Regions from separate parts of the Homo sapiens genome. Here region 1 is linked to region 2. Evidence: read pairs that join two places in POLR2A ChIA-PET (ENCODE). Cell type or tissue: HepG2. All regions are shown on one strand. Each heading gives the region's core, and the rest is flanking DNA. Links, peaks and the distances in the headings are about the cores only.

What was found. ChIA-PET counts read pairs that join two places held together with the same protein. Peaks named below come from ENCODE experiments on the same cell type or tissue, not always from the same donor. Only the 100,000 strongest peaks of a DNase experiment are listed, where the experiment ranks them.
Region 1: POLR2A ChIA-PET joins it to region 2 with 6 read pairs; 2 of 35 experiments call an interaction of 5 or more read pairs at or near these places.

The regions. Positions count from the first base shown.
Region 1 is chr5:42,562,916-42,566,915 of GRCh38, reverse strand. GHR (growth hormone receptor) reads right to left here. Exons shown (of 10, transcript NM_000163.5): 2 at 972-1,052. The coding sequence starts at 1,041. Among named protein-coding and RNA genes, the nearest start is that of GHR, 140 kb to the right of the region's middle. In HepG2, for the core only: no CTCF peak of the experiment used is centred there; no DNase peak of the experiment used is centred there.
Region 2 is chr5:42,805,910-42,813,790 of GRCh38, reverse strand. SELENOP (selenoprotein P) reads left to right here and starts at 1,899. Exons shown (of 5, transcript NM_005410.4): 1 at 1,899-1,955; 2 at 5,425-5,640; 3 at 6,683-6,895. The coding sequence starts at 5,438. RefSeq lists an enhancer at 1,175-1,740. In HepG2, for the core only: no CTCF peak of the experiment used is centred there; a DNase peak (open chromatin) is centred at 1,770; H3K4me3 peaks cover 4,000 bases; H3K27me3 peaks cover 487 bases.

The sequences.
Region 1 (4,000 bases), core at 1-4,000, 250 kb after region 2:
TCACCCTCAGCAGCTCACTACTACGGATTTATTTTTGGCTAGAAGGTCAGGGAGGACATCTTAAGGCGCTAAGTCTGCTGTTAAACTGTGTTTTCCAACATGAGCTGAATGGTGAGAAGGGGAGTCTGACACTCTTAAAGCAACAACTAAATTCAGTGTCATAGCATGGGAGAAATATATTCTTTCTTTCTTCTGTAGAAGCCCAGGCAAGGAAAAACATCAAGTACTCATTAAAAAAAAAAAAGTCTCCCACCCGTTAGAGAGCACAGTTTTCTTTCTGACAGAAAAGTTCCTCTTCCCTTTCCCTTCTATTACTCTTCCTTGTTTTAGTTAGGTCTGCTATGAAACATAGTTTAAACATATTGAGACTTCTCTACAAGGAGAGGGATATAAAAAAGGGAGGGAGAATTATAGAGATGGGGAAGGAAGCTCATAATTTCTGGGTATATCATTCAACTATTTCAGGTGTCTCTTTCCTCAACTTAGCCAAATGGTAATCACCCAGAGAGTGAGAAGTGAAATTCATTTGAAACCTGCAATTTCTTTTCTCTGAGAATATGATTAACAAGCCTGAATTCTGAGCTCTGGAAATAGATTAGATATCCTTAGTCACAGATGAGCTGAGTGAACAGTAAGCTAATAACCCTTCAGTGTAATTTCAATATCTCTCCCAAAGCCTGAGAACAAGAGACCTGGCTTGTCTTCAACATAAATGTCCTCAGCATGATTTGTAGTATTAATTTTTGATATGAAAACATCAGATGCCAAAGTTGACTGACTACTGCATTCCTCCTAAACATCCACAGAAAAGTCCTACTAGTTTCTGATTTTAAAGCTAAGTCAAGTTTCCTTTTTGCTGCTATGTAAAACTTGCATCTTTTAATAAAATCATCCAAAAAACTTGGATGTAGCGAATACAGTTCAGTGTTGTTTCAAAACACTGAGGGTGGAAATGGAAAAGCAGAACTCACCCTCACTTCCAGAAAAAGCATCACTTGATCCTGCCAGTGCCAAGGTCAACAGCAGCTGCCAGAGATCCATACCTGTAGGACCTGCAATCACAAAAAGGGTAAGGTAAAGCCCAGCAATTAAAAGCAGACCATTATCATGAAATACTGTTTAAAGACTGGGTAAGACATGAATGAGCTGACGAGTCAGTTCCAGAAGGAATCCTGGTAAGTCTTTCACTGCCCCAGAGTCTCATATTGTCCTACTTTTCATGAACTCAAACAGCAGGTTGTAATAAATTCTACTTCCCGTGAGTGCTAGTCTCAGGAAATAACATGAACACTAGAGATGTTCATACCCTGGCTCAAAGCCATAGAAACACCTCACAGCAAACGACCCCCATGCACAGCTTCAGTAACAGGGCCAGTAAGGTTTGCTTTAATTTGATCTGGAAATAGAAAACCTTATCAGCAGTATCAGAAAGCATGGGGCCTTGAGCTGGACAGGCCATAAAAGGAAAAACATAACAATCATGGTAATAGTAACATTTCATAAATCTGTTTCCCAGTGAACAAAAGAGCTCAAACCACTCAAAACGAGTTGCTAATGAGCCATCCTAAAGAGGTTTAACTAGAAGGGAAGCAGAAAGAAGGAGGGAAGCAAAAGGAAACAAAAACTCCCTAGTAAAACTAAAAACCCACAAGGACACAGTGTGTCGTAGAGAGGTTTTATTTTCATGAGGAATACAGATCTGAAAGACCCAGGAATGTGAACACCTCAGACACCAAGAGGGATGCGTCTGTGGCTTTGCTAGCCATTTAGAAGCCCAGTGTGGCCACACCTGGAGCCCTTCAGTCTAACGGAGAGAGTAGATCAACACTTCTGTCAGCACAACACCTCAGTGACCATACACCTTTATCTGGAGGAAGGAAATAAGCTTTTCTAGAAAAAATATACCAGGGTGTCCACATCCCGGATCTTCTGAGGCAAGTTTGGGCTGGTTGAAAATGAACTCAGCGTATTGCCTTTTGTAGAGCTGTTGCTGTGTCTGACAACTAATGCCAACTACTTTAAAGCTTAGCTGCAACATTTCCATAAAATTGCACTATTTACAAGTTACTCAGAGACTTATCATCATACCAGGAGCTCCACGAGATCCTCTACTGGCTTCATTTTTATTACTGTGCAAACCTGACCTAATGGAATAGCCCTTCATGGTATCCCTAATCAGGCTGAAATAATGAGCAAAGATGTTTTTTTCCATGGGCCTACAGATGTGGCCCCCGGCAATGGCTGTGTAATTCTACATAGGGATAAAATTCTTGACGTACTTTAATTTCTAGACAGCAGAGGACCTATCTTTTTTGTTCCATATAATTTTGTATTCTTAAAAATTTCTTTAAAAAAGCACATCTCTATGTAAACTAAATTGTCTTCTTGTATCTGAATCCCCATGTGCAAATCCACATGCATGAGGAACTCTCCTTCATACACTACTTCATGGAGTCGTTCATAGGATTGAGTGTAAACATGCAGATGAACACACTTTGTGAGATTTCACGTGAGAAACATGCAGATGAACACACTTTGTGAGATTTCAAATAAATCTCACACATTGTGAGATTTCAAATAAATCTCACACATTGTGAGATTTCAAATAAATCTCACACTTTGTGAGATTTCAAATAAATCTCACACTTTGTGAGATTTCAAATAAATCTCACACTTTGTGAGATTTCAAATAAATCTCACACTTTGTGAGATTTCAAATAAATCTCACACATTGTGAGATTTCAAATAAATCTCACACTTTGTGAGATTTCAAATAAATCTCACACTTTGTGAGATTTCAAATAAATCTCACACTTTGTGAGATTTCAAATAAATATGAGTTGTGGTTTTTACAACATTCATGTTTTTAATTCCTAACCTGGAAGGCCTTGAGCTGATGGCCTTTCATCATCCTCGTCTACTTTGCAAATGAGAACCACTGAGCATCTCTCCCTCCCAATGTCCTTTACTCCTAGGTGAACAGGCTATGTAATCAAAGCTGGAAACCTCCAGCAGAAATATATTAAAAGGCTGAAAAAAAGTTATAGGCTAAAAATGCCATCCTGTTGGTAACTAAATATTTACTTTGCATTTGATTCTGTCTCTTTTCTTTTTTTGTTTCACTCTGTTGCCCAGCCTGGAGTGCAGTGGCACGATCTCAGCTCACTGCAACTTCCGCCTCCCAGGTTTAAGCGATTCTCCTGCTTGAGCCTTCCAAGTAGCTGGGACTATAGGTGTGCACCACCATGCCCAGCTAATTTTTGTATTTTTTTTTTTTTTTTTTTTTTTTTTGAGACGGAGTCTCGCTCTGTCGCCCAGGCGGGACTGCGGACTGCAGTGGCGCAATCTCGGCTCACTGCAAGCTCCGCTTCCCGGGTTCACGCCATTCTCCTGCCTCAGCCTCCCGAGTAGCTGGGACTACAGGCGCCCGCCACCGCGCCCGGCTAATTTTTTTTGTATTTTTAGTAGAGACGGGGTTTCACCATGTTGGCCAGGCTTGTCTCAAACTCCTGACCTCAAGTGACCCACCCGCCTTGGCCTTCCAAAGTGCTGGGATTACAGGTATGAGCCACCGTGCCCAGCCTGATTCTTTTTAAGTGGAGAAAGCACTGAAGAACTGGATGCTGTGTTAATTTTACTTGTTATCTCCCAAGACACTTAGTGTCAGGTAAAGAAGTTTCCAGTAGCACCTGCTATTCCAATGCCAGAGTATAACAGTAAATCCCCAATTCCCACGCAGCCTTTTCTGCTTCCCATCTGAGCAAGAATGTGAACAGGTTTGCATTTCTCGGAAGGCTGCATCCTCTGGTTTGGAAGTCACCTCTTCAGACATCTCAAGGATGCCTGGCAGATGCCACAAACAAGTGGCATTTGCTTCAGTTGAATAGAAGATGACCTTCCTCCAATCCCCAAACTTTTGAAAGCAGCTGCCTGCAAATGAACTTCACTTCTTCCAAATAAAGAACTAGGTGGGGCGTGGTGGCTCATGCCTGTAATCCCA
Region 2 (7,881 bases), core at 1-4,000:
GCGTTCTTTGGATCGCGTCACTCAGGCTGACTGGAGTCCCCTGCAGGGACGCTCCACAGGACAGGCCTAAGCCGCCTAACGGGTTAGCTCTGCCGTCTATGTCTATCAGTTACCTCGTTTCCTGGTCAGGGAACCAAGAAATGTAGCAGGACGAGCTGCAGACAAAACCTTTCAGACACTGAGTTGTAGAAAGAAGGGCTTTATTCAGCTGGGAGCGTGGGCAAGCCACTGCCTTAAAATCCGAGCTCCCCGAGTGCACAATTTCTGTCCCTTTTAAAGGCTCACAATACTAAAGATTTCACATGTAAGGGTTGTGATTGATTGGAGCAAGCAAGGGGTACATGACAAGGGCTGCGTGCACCGGTGGTCAGAGAGAAACAGAACAGGGCAGGGAGTTTCACAGTGTTCTTCTGTACAATGTCTGGAATCTATGAATAACATCGGTTTCGAAGTTATGAATTGATTTTTAACTACTGGGTTTAGGCCAGGCAGGCCCAGGCCTGGTTTGGGCCTGGCACCGGGCTGCCTGTCTTTGATTTCACATCCTTGTTTTTTTTTTTCCTTAAAACAGGTACTGAGTATAAAACAATATGAGAGGGTCTCTCTCTTTCCTCAATATGACTACTTAAATTGGTCAAGGAAATGAACTACAGGGAGGAATATCTGCTTTGTACAAAGATTTTTTTAATGACACTCTTTAAAAAAATGATTATGTATATGTGCATTTTAACTGGATTCTCAAAGAGATATGGGACCCCAAAAGGCAAGTAACAACTGCTCAGGGCAAGTAAAGAGAACTTGGATTTCAAATGGTAACCTCCTAATTTGATAGGAAGTTTCTTGAAAGGAAGGATAACATCTGAGTCTCTTTGTAGTTCCTGCACCTTGTACAACAGTATTCAGCATACAGCAATCAGTGGGGGATTATTTGGAAAAAAATTAATTGATGAAAAAAGCAAGGCCTACTCGAAAACCATTGCTATCTAGGAATGACATCATTTGACATTGCTCCTTACCTCACCTACAGTGAGCATGCCAACTTACAAGCGTTACCAGAAAGAAAATACCCTCTTCTGAAATAGTAGGAATTAGCTATTTCATTTGTACATCTTGAAATTTCCACACTCTTTCCATGTCCAACTACTACCTTTAATTTTTATTTTTATGGTATTCACATTTGTAAAGATTTTATATTCGATCCTCAAAAAATTCTGGGGATGCATAGGTCTTCCAGGAAGTACGACTTCAGTGACAATAAAAATGAGGTCTGATTTCCCTCAGATAGGAAGTCTATTTTTCTATTTCCTTAAATTAACAAGAAAAGAGCAGTGGTCCTGTGAAATCCCATATGAATTCAAGTTATAAACATAGAACACAATCGACGTGTAAGTCTGTAACAACAGGAGACCAGAGTAACTTGTAACAGCAGGTGACTTTTCTAACAAAGGTCACACTGTGTGGGCTAAGCTAGCACCTCATCACTGCAAGAAGCAAAACAAAAGGAAAAAAAAGCTTCTCTCTCTCTTTTTTTTTTTTTTTTAAAGCAGCAGCATAATTCGCTGGCTCAGCAAATGTTTTTCCCTGTTATAGTTTGGGAAAGAAGGCAACTTGGAGGCCTTGTTTACCCTTAGCCCTTCCTCCCGCCCCCGACTGTACCATTAAATCCTAGATTCTAGGGTGACTGAAAAGGATAGGGAATAAATTAGTAATTGTCAAAATGTTTTCCCCATATTATGCATGGCAGCACTTGCTACTTTCTTTTAAGTTGATAACAATCAGCTCAGGGGTTTGCTCTGCTTGCAAGGTCACTGCAAGAATGAACATTGAACTTTGGACTATACCTGAGGGGTGAGGTAAACAACAGGACTATAAATATCAGAGTGTGCTGCTGTGGCTTTGTGGAGCTGCCAGAGTAAAGCAAAGAGAAAGGAAGCAGGCCCGTTGGAAGTGGTTGTGTAAGTAGGAACTTCGTGTTTTCTGATACTTTATTCTTTTAAAGTTTGGTAAATATTTTTTGAGTCTGATAAATTGTTTTTTTCCATAGAATAGATTCAGAAAACTGGTGGATAGAGGAAATAAAAATAATAAAAGAGAAAAAGAATAAGAAGAGTCTGAACTTAGGTGTGGTAGGTGAAGTTCCCAGTGCGCACATTTGTCAGTTCTTGATTTCTGCCCTGTCTTCTGCACAGCTGAGAGCAGAGGAAGCTGGAGAAATCCAAACCTTTTATTCTATAATCTGTTGTGATGTTACATAGGCAGTATTATATGTTCAAATTTAAATATTTTCCACTGAAGGGCAGAGTAAGAACAAACAGGGAAAAAACCCAGCCATTTGGATTTGAAGAGCAGACACTGAAATATGCTCATTCTAGTGTTGTAGAAATGTCCAGGGATATTGTGAGCAGTTTCAGAAGAAAAAGTGGTGGAATGGGGTACAGTAGGTTCAGTCCACAGTGCAGAAGTGGTCACCCTTAAAGAAGCTAAAACCCATGTCAACAATTAGGTGGTCTGTGATTAAATGCAAACTTTTGTATTTTAAATGGTGAATGAGAGCATTCAGGTGAATTAGGGGCTTTCAGATGCTGGCCTAAAGTTCAGAGGTGGAGGACAGAGAAAGTTTGTACATATCCTGCTTTTTAATGAGTAATTTTAAATAAATGTAGGTCTGAATGTGGCCATGAAATTTAAGTTTCGCAATTGAAAAGTGGTGACATAGTGAAATTTACAACTACTTTTCAATTCTTATTGGATCAGCTTCCAGGAAACCCAATTTTGTTATTTATCTTCATTATTTTTATATAGCTGTCTGACAACTATAATTATCAAAGGTTTACGGTGTAAGAAATAATTTTAAGAAAACAAAATTGAGCAGCCTGTTGATTATAATGACAGAAGAAATCCGAAAGTGTGAACTCTTAAGCTACAACTCTCTGCCAATGGGTTATTTTTTCATCATAAACCTAAATGAGGGAAATGAGTGAAACAGTCTTTTCATTTGTATTCACCATTCAGCTACTTGCAATATGTGCTCTGGGCTGGACGCGGTGGCTCACGCTTGTAATCCCAGCACTTTGGGAGGCCAAGGCAGGCGGATCACGAGGTGAGGAGTGTAAGACCAGCCTGGCCAACATGGTGAAACCCCGTCTCTACTAAAAATAAAAAAATTAGCAGGACGTGGTGGCGAGAGCCTGTAATCCCAGCTACTTGGGAGGGTGAGGTAGGAGAATTGCTTGAACCCGGGAGGCGAAGTTTGCAGTGAGCTGAGATTGCGCCATTGCACTCCAGCCTGGGTAACAGAGCAAGACTCCGTCTCAAAAAATAAATAAATAAATAAATAGATAAATAAATATGTGCTCTGTGGCAAAGTGAAAAAACCAAGTGCTGATTTTTTGCCAAGGTTCTGTAACTACTGAATTTGTGGTCTAGGAAACAGAGAAAACCTAGCCTTTCTATTAAGAAATAAAACAGCTTGAATTATTTTTATGTTTTCTTTGGCATCTTAGTGCATAAACAAAAATAGTTGGCGGCTATAGTTATTACAAGGTGATCTATCTAAAAACTCTCAATATATTGCAGTAGCTAAGATGTAGCTTAGGATTTGACAGAACTAGTTTTAATCCAGTCTCTTTTGTGACTGACTTTCTCTCTGTGTGATCATAGACAAGTTACCTAAACTCTTAGCCATGGTTTTTCTCAACTGCAAAAGGGGATAATGGTCACATAATTGTTTTAAGGATTAACTGACATGATATATAAAAGTGCTTAGTGCCACCTGAATATATTTGTATAAAAGTTAAATAAACATTAGCTATAATAAGGATAATTGTATTATCATTGTAAATACCATTCTAGAGGAATTTTCTAGAAACAGTCCAAATATATCTTCTTCTTCTTCTTAAAATATTAGAATATTTTAAATATTAAAATAAGTAGTTGGAGTGGCCTTAAATAAGTAAGTTAATTTGTCCTCTCTCTCTACCTCTCTCACCTCACTCTCTCTAGTTAAGTTCTTATCAAGATATCATATATAGGTAAGAGTTTTGATGTGTTAAATAATGTGAAAGACAATCAGGGTTAAAAATTCTATCTATATCTACCAGTGCATTAAAGCCCAGATCAATCTGATTTTAACTTTTCTATTCTTCTCTTAATTCTGGGCTCACTCTAAGTAATTTACCATTAGCTCCCCACCTCCAAAGAAATGCATCTGCTTTTAAAAATTTCAAATCAGTGCTTGAAAATATATTGATTTCCCAGTTTTCAAATTTTGTCCTGATCTCTCCCCACAGATTCTTACATCAAAATGAGCCTGAATTACTTGTGAGGATTTTTCTTTGCTCCTCTCTGCTGAATGTGTTCCTTTTTCTTTATCACCTGTCTACAGTTCACCTGTTTTTGAACATTTCTGTTTAGAGAGCTAGCCCTAGTTTTGAGGATATTTCTAGTCAGGTATTTAAAAGCATTTTAATTTCGTTGCTCAGAGGAAGCATCTTTTTACCAAAGAAAGTGCTGTCTAGTCATAGGAATTTTCTAGTCATAGGAACTTTCCAATAAATAGGCTAATTGAGTGTGGATTTCAAAGAGTCTTAAATGGTAGAGGGGGCAGATGTGTGATATTTCTACTTGGTTAGATACATACAGCCAGACTTCAAGGAATAAGAGAAACAAAAGGGAGCCATACCCAAGAGATAAATATAGAATGTTTGAACTTGAAGAGCTAAGGGCCCGACATGAGCCACATTCATGTTGGTATACTGTCTTTTCTGCCATCATCTTTTTTCCTTGGTTCTCTTTTTTTGCTGGCTCTTTTCATTTCTGTGCAGAATGCTCTATTTATCCCTTTCTTCTTCTTCTTTTGTTTTTTTTTTTTTGAGACAGAGTCTCGTTCTGTCGCCCAGGCTGGAGTGCAGGGGCGCGATCTCAGCTCACTGCAAGCTCCACCGCCCGGGTTCACACCATTCTCCTGCCTCAGCCTCCTGAGTAGCTGGGACTACAGGTGTCTGCCACCAAGCCTGGCTAATTTTTTTTTTTTTTTTGTATAATTTTAGTAGAGAAGGGGTTTCACCGTGTTAGCCAGGATGGTCTCGATCTCCTGACATCGTGATCTGCCAGCCTCGGCCTCCCAAAGTGCTGGGATTACAGGCGTGAGCCACCACACCCGGCCTATCCCTTTCTTCTTGGAGGATAGAAAGAACAGTCAGAACTTGGTGTGTCTCAAACAAAAGTTAGGTTGTGTTTGCAGAATGTTACATAAGTCACAGACTTATTTTTATAAGCCACAGTCTGAACATAACTTTCTGGAGACAGAATTCATGGGCTAGGTATTTTTAGGAAGTGGAATTATGTCTGCAGGATTTATAGAAATTCATAGTTAGGACTGTGAAGTTAACTATGAAGAAGAGTGACAGGTTTTCTCTTTTACAGGACAACCCCAGCAATGTGGAGAAGCCTGGGGCTTGCCCTGGCTCTCTGTCTCCTCCCATCGGGAGGAACAGAGAGCCAGGACCAAAGCTCCTTATGTAAGCAACCCCCAGCCTGGAGCATAAGAGATCAAGATCCAATGCTAAACTCCAATGGTTCAGTGACTGTGGTTGCTCTTCTTCAAGCCAGCTGATACCTGTGCATACTGCAGGCATCTAAGTAAGACAGTCTTTCTGTGGCTTAAAATACCTTAAGGGGAAGGCTATTAAATACACACACGCATATAGACATAAAATAAAAGTGTAAATAATGTATTAAGTCACACTTTTAGAAAAACTATGTGTTTGCATAGAACATATTAGAAGAGAGAAACTAGGATGATACACACCAAAATGTTTACAGTGGGTTTCCTAGGGTTATGGAAATTTTTTCTTCTTTTTGTGCACCTATATTTTATAACTTCCTACTAAATATGTATTACTTGTGTAATGAAAATGCTCTAAAATGTACTTCTGCAAATAGAACAGTTACTTCAATACAAGAGGCAGAGAAGACTGTTTTGTCAGAGTAGAAAGAACACTAGGCTTGCTATCAAAGTCTTGGGTTATTTAACAAATAAATATAAAAAATATTTGTTGAGTTATTCACCAGATATTCACTGGGTGGAATTCTCCTTACAGTCATCCAGTGGTATCTGTGCAGGATTGGTTCCAGGATCCCCCTCATACACCAAAATCCATGGAGCTCAAATCCTTTATATAAAATGGCATGTATAACCTATGCATATACTTTCATATGCTTTAATCATCTCTAGATTACTTATAATACCTAACACAATGTAAATGCTATGTAAGGAATTTTTATACTGTATTTAGTGAATAATGAATGACAAGAAAAAAAGTCTACATGTTCACTACTATAGATGCAGCCATCTTTTTTTTTCCAACCATTTTTTATCTGTGGTTGGTTGAATCCATTCTACCTATAAGATACATTCAAAATATATACACTTCATCGTGCTAATTTGAGAACTAAACCAATGTTTGTTTAAGCATAAGGTTTTAATTAAGCACAAGTTTTAAGTAATTCTAAAAATGAAAGTTTTAAAATCTTTTACAGCAATATAAAGAATAGGTGCAGTATGGGTTAGTTAAAAATAAGAAGGAGAGTTTCACATAGAAAATTAAGGAAGAGGGAGAAAAACCACTAATCAAATCAAATGAGATTATTCATTTTATGTATTTCTTCCCAAATATTTTAGATTAGAAGACCTGCGAGTAAAACTGAAGAAAGAAGGATATTCTAATATTTCTTATATTGTTGTTAATCATCAAGGAATCTCTTCTCGATTAAAATACACACATCTTAAGAATAAGGTTTCAGAGCATATTCCTGTTTATCAACAAGAAGAAAACCAAACAGATGTCTGGACTCTTTTAAATGGAAGCAAAGATGACTTCCTCATATATGATAGGTTTGTACATACACACAAACACATCCCAAATTTAAAAATAACTGTTTCGTATCTATTTATTTACTTCCCATCACACATAACAATCTTCTTTACTGTTAAATACAATGCCATATTTCAGTCTTCATCTCATATAATCTCTCTTTAACATTTAGAAGTAAAAATCACTCCTTATTTTTGAAATACTCTCATTTTAAAAAATTTCTATGACACTATACCCTGCTGGTTTTCCTCATATCCTTCCTCTTCTTTCTCCTCCTCCACACTTCCTCCTCTTCCACCTCCTGATTTTTCTTCCTCCCACATTCTTCCTTGGTTTATTCTGTATGTGTTTGTGTTATTCAGGGCTATACAGCTTTCTGCCTATTCACACTCTGCACATTTTACCTGAGCAATCTCATCTATCCCTTGATTACAATTAAAACACATATTAGGATGATCCCATATATACAAAGCTGAAACACAATGACTGAACTCCAGACGAGTCTACTTCCTAGACATATTCACAAACATCTTAAATTTAATTATTCAAATCTGTATTGATTATCTTCTCCTAAAACATGCTTATACTTTCACTTTTGTGTGATTTTTATATACAACCTATTGGAGGCAGATGCAGCCAACCACTAGGGCATATAATCCTATAATTTTCAGACCCTGCACTCCCAGTCATCATCCACTATTTTGCAGGACATCACAAAAACCATCAGGTATGGCAGCCTTGCTGCCATCCACCCCTTCACAAAACTGTGTGACAGGAATGTATTACTTACTCCTTCCACCACACTTCCCACCTCAGTCAGTAATCAAATTCTATGGGTTCTTAATCCTGAGTATATTTATCTCATATCCGTAATTATTATCTCAAGTTACTTCCTGGTGACCACTCCTCTAGATTTTTCCACTAATCTCTTCACTTGATTTCTTCTTGTTTTGTATTTAATAGTAAGTGATTTAAAATAATATATTTGCTTTTGATTATTGCCAAA